2 separate regions of the Homo sapiens genome follow, and region 2 is linked to region 1. The links are chromatin loops, found by intact Hi-C in ENCODE. Cell type or tissue: Caco-2. All regions are shown on one strand. Links, peaks and the distances in the headings refer to the core of each region. The heading gives the core; the rest is flanking DNA.

What was found. A loop is a pair of places that touch in the nucleus more often than their neighbours do. Peaks named below come from ENCODE experiments on the same cell type or tissue, not always from the same donor. Only the 100,000 strongest peaks of a DNase experiment are listed, where the experiment ranks them.
Region 2: it touches region 1 in a loop (7-fold over the local background); 1 of 110 quality-filtered maps calls a loop at or near these places.

The regions. Positions count from the first base shown.
Region 1 is chr4:95,357,468-95,360,392 of GRCh38, reverse strand. All of the region lies in intron 1 of UNC5C (unc-5 netrin receptor C), which reads left to right. Among named protein-coding and RNA genes, the nearest start is that of UNC5C, 190 kb to the left of the region's middle. In Caco-2, for the core only: no CTCF peak of the experiment used is centred there; a DNase peak (open chromatin) is centred at 1,742.
Region 2 is chr4:95,408,065-95,410,989 of GRCh38, reverse strand. The region is part of intron 1 of UNC5C (unc-5 netrin receptor C); the gene reads left to right. The region is part of intron 2 of LOC124900736 (a long non-coding RNA gene); the gene reads right to left. Among named protein-coding and RNA genes, the nearest start is that of UNC5C, 140 kb to the left of the region's middle. In Caco-2, for the core only: no CTCF peak of the experiment used is centred there; a DNase peak (open chromatin) is centred at 1,639.

The DNA.
Region 1 (2,925 bases), core at 275-2,774:
GCCATTCGTGTCTTACTGCTCCTCTTCATATTGTGGACAATGATTTGCTAAGTCTTTTTCCTTTAACTTACAGATTACCAGTAATTTTAAATTCACAGATAACTTTTAAAACATTTTTATAAATATATTGGTTAAATAAATTAGAAAGTAATGCAAATGAAAGAATAATAAGAACATGTCATTGTAATCTCTGAAGAGACCAGTATATATAGCATGTATAAACGTATTGTTGAAAAGGTAACATCTGTATATTTCTCGTTTAGACCTATAACTAATAAATAGATGTTGGTATCTCCTTGGGAAACTCCACAGAGTTTATTATTCATCAGATGGTTCTCTAAGTCTATGTATTGAGTATTTGTCAAGCAAAAAGGGAATGTTTGCTACTTACTAGCTTTATAAACATTGGGCAAGTTAATGGACTTCTCTGTGCCTGTTTTTTAATCTTCAGAATGGCAGTAATGATATTACCCACGGTGCTATTGTGAGAATTAAATGAGGGAAAATATCCAAGTCCTTAGTAGGATACCTGGCATATTGTAAGTGCTTCTTAAGTATTTGTTATTCTTTAAAATATTTTTTTCAATATTGTTACTAACCATAATACTGTTAGAGAATTATTTTCAAAACCAAGCTTTCACATTTTGGGAGGCAGTGTCATGTTTACAGCAGTCAGGCTTACCAAGCCAGAGGTACCTAGATTCCTTTCCTAGCTCTTCTATTAAACAGATGGATAGTCTTGGGACACACTCAAAGTTTCAAAACCCAAGTTTTCATCTAGGAAAAACACAGGGAGCTTTAAAAAGTTGCGTCCCAGAGGGTAGCTGAAAAATGAGAAGGTAATATTATTAAATAATGTAGAAAAATGGCTTCATAAAGAAAACTTCTCTCACCTTTTTTTTTTTTAGAAACAGTATAGGTAGCAATTATTAAACTGAGAAAACACTTCTCTAGTTTAACAAATGATGCTGAAGCTTGTCGTTAAATCTCATCCAATTTTTTTTGCCCTAGAGCTGAACACCTTTGGCCAACAAAAGAAGTTACATGCCTGATTCTTAAATTTGTAAACAAATAAAACATTATTTTCTGTTTATTTGTACAATGTAGAAGTAGGTCTAAAGTAATTGGCAACTTGGCAAGTTTTTATTTTATCTCAACAGTGAAAATACTTAAGCCATGGCATAGCCCCAGACTTAATTTCTTATATCATTCAATCTTCACTTTTGTCTTCTGATAAATGGATACTAGCTACTTAATTCTTAAATCCAATATGATTTCCAAAACAAACTTATTGGGCATGACTTCAACTATACTGGTTGGTTAATCTTTTACTTTTGATGTAGAATTTAATTACAGACCTCAAATATAACTACCTCCAAATACAACATGAAATCTTAAAACTTTAACTGCCTTTAAGCATAGCCAGAGTCCTTGGAACTTTTTATTTATCTGCAGACTTCTACAGAATAACAGTTTCATGGCTGTGGAAACATTTGTCATATTTCAAAATCTAGTCTTTATCTGTGGCCCTAAAGTAGATTTAGGTCTTGCAAGATTTTTTTATCTTATAAAAATAGCTCACTTCTTTCAACTTCATGTAAAGATTGCAGGCTGGGCTAAAGTGACAAAGAATGCCTTAAGGGGAACTTTGAATGAATAACTTTAAAGGAAACTATTTTCACCAAAGACTTGTCCAGATTTAATTAGTTATGAGGGTCAAAGGGAGGGAGAAAAGGCCAGAAGCCTGAAGGGATTGCCAGAGTAAAATGTTAAGGAGAAGTGAGGACTCACGTGGAGAAGGAAGTGTAGCCACTTGAAGTTTTAATAATTTTGTGACCTGGTGTCAAGTATTGTGATTTCTAAGGGCAGGAGAGGTAAAAATGTGAAATATTAACCAGCACTGTTCATTGCTAGAGGTGACTCATACCCTTACCATCTTCTTCAGTATATTGGGTATATTATCCTTCAAAATAATAAATTTTGGAAGAATGTCATTTGCTCCATCAAAAAGGATGAAATAAATGTGGTTTATAATGAACATTTTCTCTCAACAGAGTTAACACTCTTCTTGCAAAGCCACAAAAAAATGAATTCTATCACATGCCACAAGGAAACTATGATTTTAAAAAAGGACACACATGGATCTAGAATTGATCTACTTTAAGCTAAAGGTAGAAACTGCATTAATAAGGATTGTGATGCTTTTTTGTTTTTGTTGTAAAACACCTGCCAAAATTTTGGTACCATGTAAACATTACCAAAGCCATAAATGTGCAGTGGTGTTTTTTTTGTTGCTTGTTTTTTTGTAAATATTGTATGATGGTAGCTTATACTAAACATAGTAGGTCAGCAGTTGGCACATAATTGGTTTATGATAGCACCAAGTTTGTAAGGGATGGATCAAGTGAGGCAGAGTATTTATTTAAAAAGCAGTAGTCAAGACACAGAACATGTATAGCATTATCCCATTTATCTGTTTTTGAACACTGTATGTGATTCACACACACACACACATTCATTCTTTACTGTAAAATTTTAGCTACTAACATATGTTACTATTAGTGTTTTTTGTGGTTGTCATTTTTGTTTTTGTTTTTGTTTTGAGACAGGGCCCTGCTCTGTCACCCAGGATGGAGTACAGTGGCTTGATCATGCTTACTACAGCCTCAACCTCCTGGGCTCAAGTGATCCCTTCACCTCAGGCTTCCCAGTAGCTGAGACCACAGGCATGCACCACCAAACCTGGCTATTTCTTCCTTTTTTTAATTTTTTGTAGAGACAGAGGTCTTGCTATGTTGATCAGGCTGACCTCGAACTGCTGGGCTCAAGCGATCCTCTGGCCTCAGCCTCCCAAAGTGCTGGGATTACAGGCATGAGACAACAGGCCTGGACAGTATTTTAGTTTTTTAATAATAGCTTTTTAAT
Region 2 (2,925 bases), core at 176-2,675, 51 kb before region 1:
ATTGTTATTGCAGCATTTGTCCCTTTCCTGACAAATTACATTATTCCTCTGCCCTCCAAACCATTAGAAGGTCCAGAGGGAACCAGGTGGTGGTGAGGAGGGGCTGATCTCACATTTGTCAACCCTGAGGCAGAGCTAGGCTGAGTGTCCAACTCCCTTTGATTCTGTACACTGGGCGAGCAGGGTGGGGGCTTGATTGGGGTAGGATCCACATTTGAATGCTGTCATTTGCTTCTGAGCAGAAGGCCATCATCTCTAGTGTTCAGAGTGAATGTGATGCCCCCAGATCTGTTCAATAATTGCCCTGATTTCTGCCTGAGGCTTGACTTTCTTCTAGCTAAACGCTGCATCCCCTAACACTCTCCCCCAGTACTAACAAAGTGGCTCTTTCATTCTGCTCTGGGCGGTAGCAGCATCTTTTGCCTGCACTTCAGCTCTGAGTCTGATTCAGCATCACAAACTTCCCTTTGTGAGCATCTCTGACTCCACCCTCTTCTCTTCCTCACTGAAAAATAATGGGGTATTTTAGTGAACGCTGAAACATCTGTTGAATTCTAAAGAAGAGGTGGAGTCTTAAATAAATGTGCATAAGTAAGAGAAGGCAGGTAACCCCTTGGGTGAAATCCATTTGTCTTTTTTCCTTTTTTCTTTTCATTAATGAGACTGGGACCTAGTAGGAGGTATCATGCATTTAGAGTGGTACAGGGACATTACAACCCAGTGGATTAGGGCTGGTTTTAGGAACATGCAGATATAATTAAGAGGTGCATCAGTCCAGGACAACAGTGCCTAACTTCTCTGAAAATCAGCGGTGTCATCTGCAAAGAAGAAGGAGTAATACCCTCCTTACAGGCTGGGGTACAAGTATTATATAATACATAGTAAGGTACTAACATGGCATGCTAAACACCCCAAAATCACTAGCAGTCACTATTTTCATTGCCATGGTTGATTTTCTGCTTACACTGTGATCATCTACTATAAGAGGGTAGAGCCATCAGCCCACTGGGAGATTGGGTGTGGAAACATTGGTTTAACGTTAAGTCAGCTGAGCTACACAAAGCCCCTCATTGATGTCAGGCCAGCCCTAGGCGCACATAGAGGCATACAAGAGCAGCACTGCTTATGCCCTGACAGACATTAGCCTCTTGTGACAGGTGAGGAATGGAGCAGAGCAGATCCTCAAACAAGTCAAGAAATAGATAGAATGCTTGTGAATGCAATGAAGAGGAGAAAGGACTGAGATAGGGAATGGTGGGCAGAGTGGGTGCTTGATTTAGTTTGCCTGGTCAATGAGGGCCTGTCCAAGAGACATATCCCCCAACTGGACTCATAGAGGATATTTTTTTTCAGTACCAAAAAATTGTGCCCACCTTCACTAAGTAGTTGTACTTTTAATATCCATTGATTTGAGGATACATAAAGATAAAAGGCAATTGTGAATGCAATAGAAAGCTTTTACACAAGTGTGTATTTTATTCATCAGAGCAACATTAATGCACATTTGAAAAATAGAGTTATACATATGTGTAGGATATATTCTTGATTCCTTCTGAAGATAATGCTGGATTTGAATTTGGAGTTAAGAATGTGGACATTTTAACCTTATCCTGAGTCCCTTGAACTGTTTGATGTCTGCAGGTTGGGAGTGATGGATGAGAGTGCAAAGATTAGACAGGAAATACAAGAGTCCTGAGTCATATTTTCATTTTTTTTCCTAAAGATAAACAAAGAGCAAAGAAGTCATTTACCTCCTTTGAGTCTTTTTTGTCATTGGAATGAGAATAGTAATGCTTGTTATTTAACCTCCTAATGATTGTGTGAGGTGGAACTAATCTGATAGATAGGAAAGTTCTTGCAAAGCGTTTTGAACTATGTGAGGATAAAGCATTGACAGTGGCTTGAAATAAGAGAATCAAATAATCTAGAATATAAGTCAATTGTTATTTAAAAAAACTAACTTGTCAAACTGTGTACTTCACCTGCCTCTTTGTAAATTCGGATCATGGGTAGCTCTGCTAGCATTGGCTATCTCAGTCTGTTCATTTCTCTAAATGATGTGGGTGTGAGTCAAATCATAGGCTCCCAAGTGAAAGGGGGTATTATTCTCAACCCTCTAATCTTCAGGAAGGTTATTCCATGTTATACTTAAGGTTATACTTACATGCTGTAGATCACCCTTATCTCATATTTGAAGAGAAATGTCTTTCTGTCTTTAAAAATCTCTCTTGTATATATTTTCTGCTCTCTTGTGTATAATGTAAACCCAGAAATAAATTTTTACACATTTTTATATTAGAAATATTTCAGTGCCCTAAGCACAAATATTTCAGTGTATTGAAAGGCCAAACTTGATTCTCTTTCTTATTAAACGGTTCAGTGTTCAGTTAGTATATATCAAATAATACTGACTGTGCTGCTTTTTAATACTTGGTAACAAATGCTTTACTATTGAGAGAGGAAGATTTCCCTTAGAAATCTAACATACAGAAGATGAGCAATTCAAAAAGATTCTATAGTTCATCATGTTTTAATATTTTATATTTAGAATGATTGACTCCAAAGACAAAAGCACTAATGAAAACAGACTGAATGCATTTATGTGATACAGAACAGAAAAGGAAAGTTGCAGGTGAAAAATTTTGGTATCTTATAGACAGAGAATTTTAGCTAGACAATCAGAAGTATTTTCATTTCACAGAAGTCTCAAAAATACTTCCAGCCATTTAAAGCACATAGTAGATTAGATATTTCAGAAGCATCTGAATATCCTATGACAATGAAATATGCTTGCTGCATTTTGTATTCAATTTTTATAAAAATCTGCTTTGAAGTCTTTATTGAATTAACAATTTATTTTAAAATGAATGTATTTAACAATACATTAACAACATAATGGAATTACTTTAATTTATAGATTAAGTA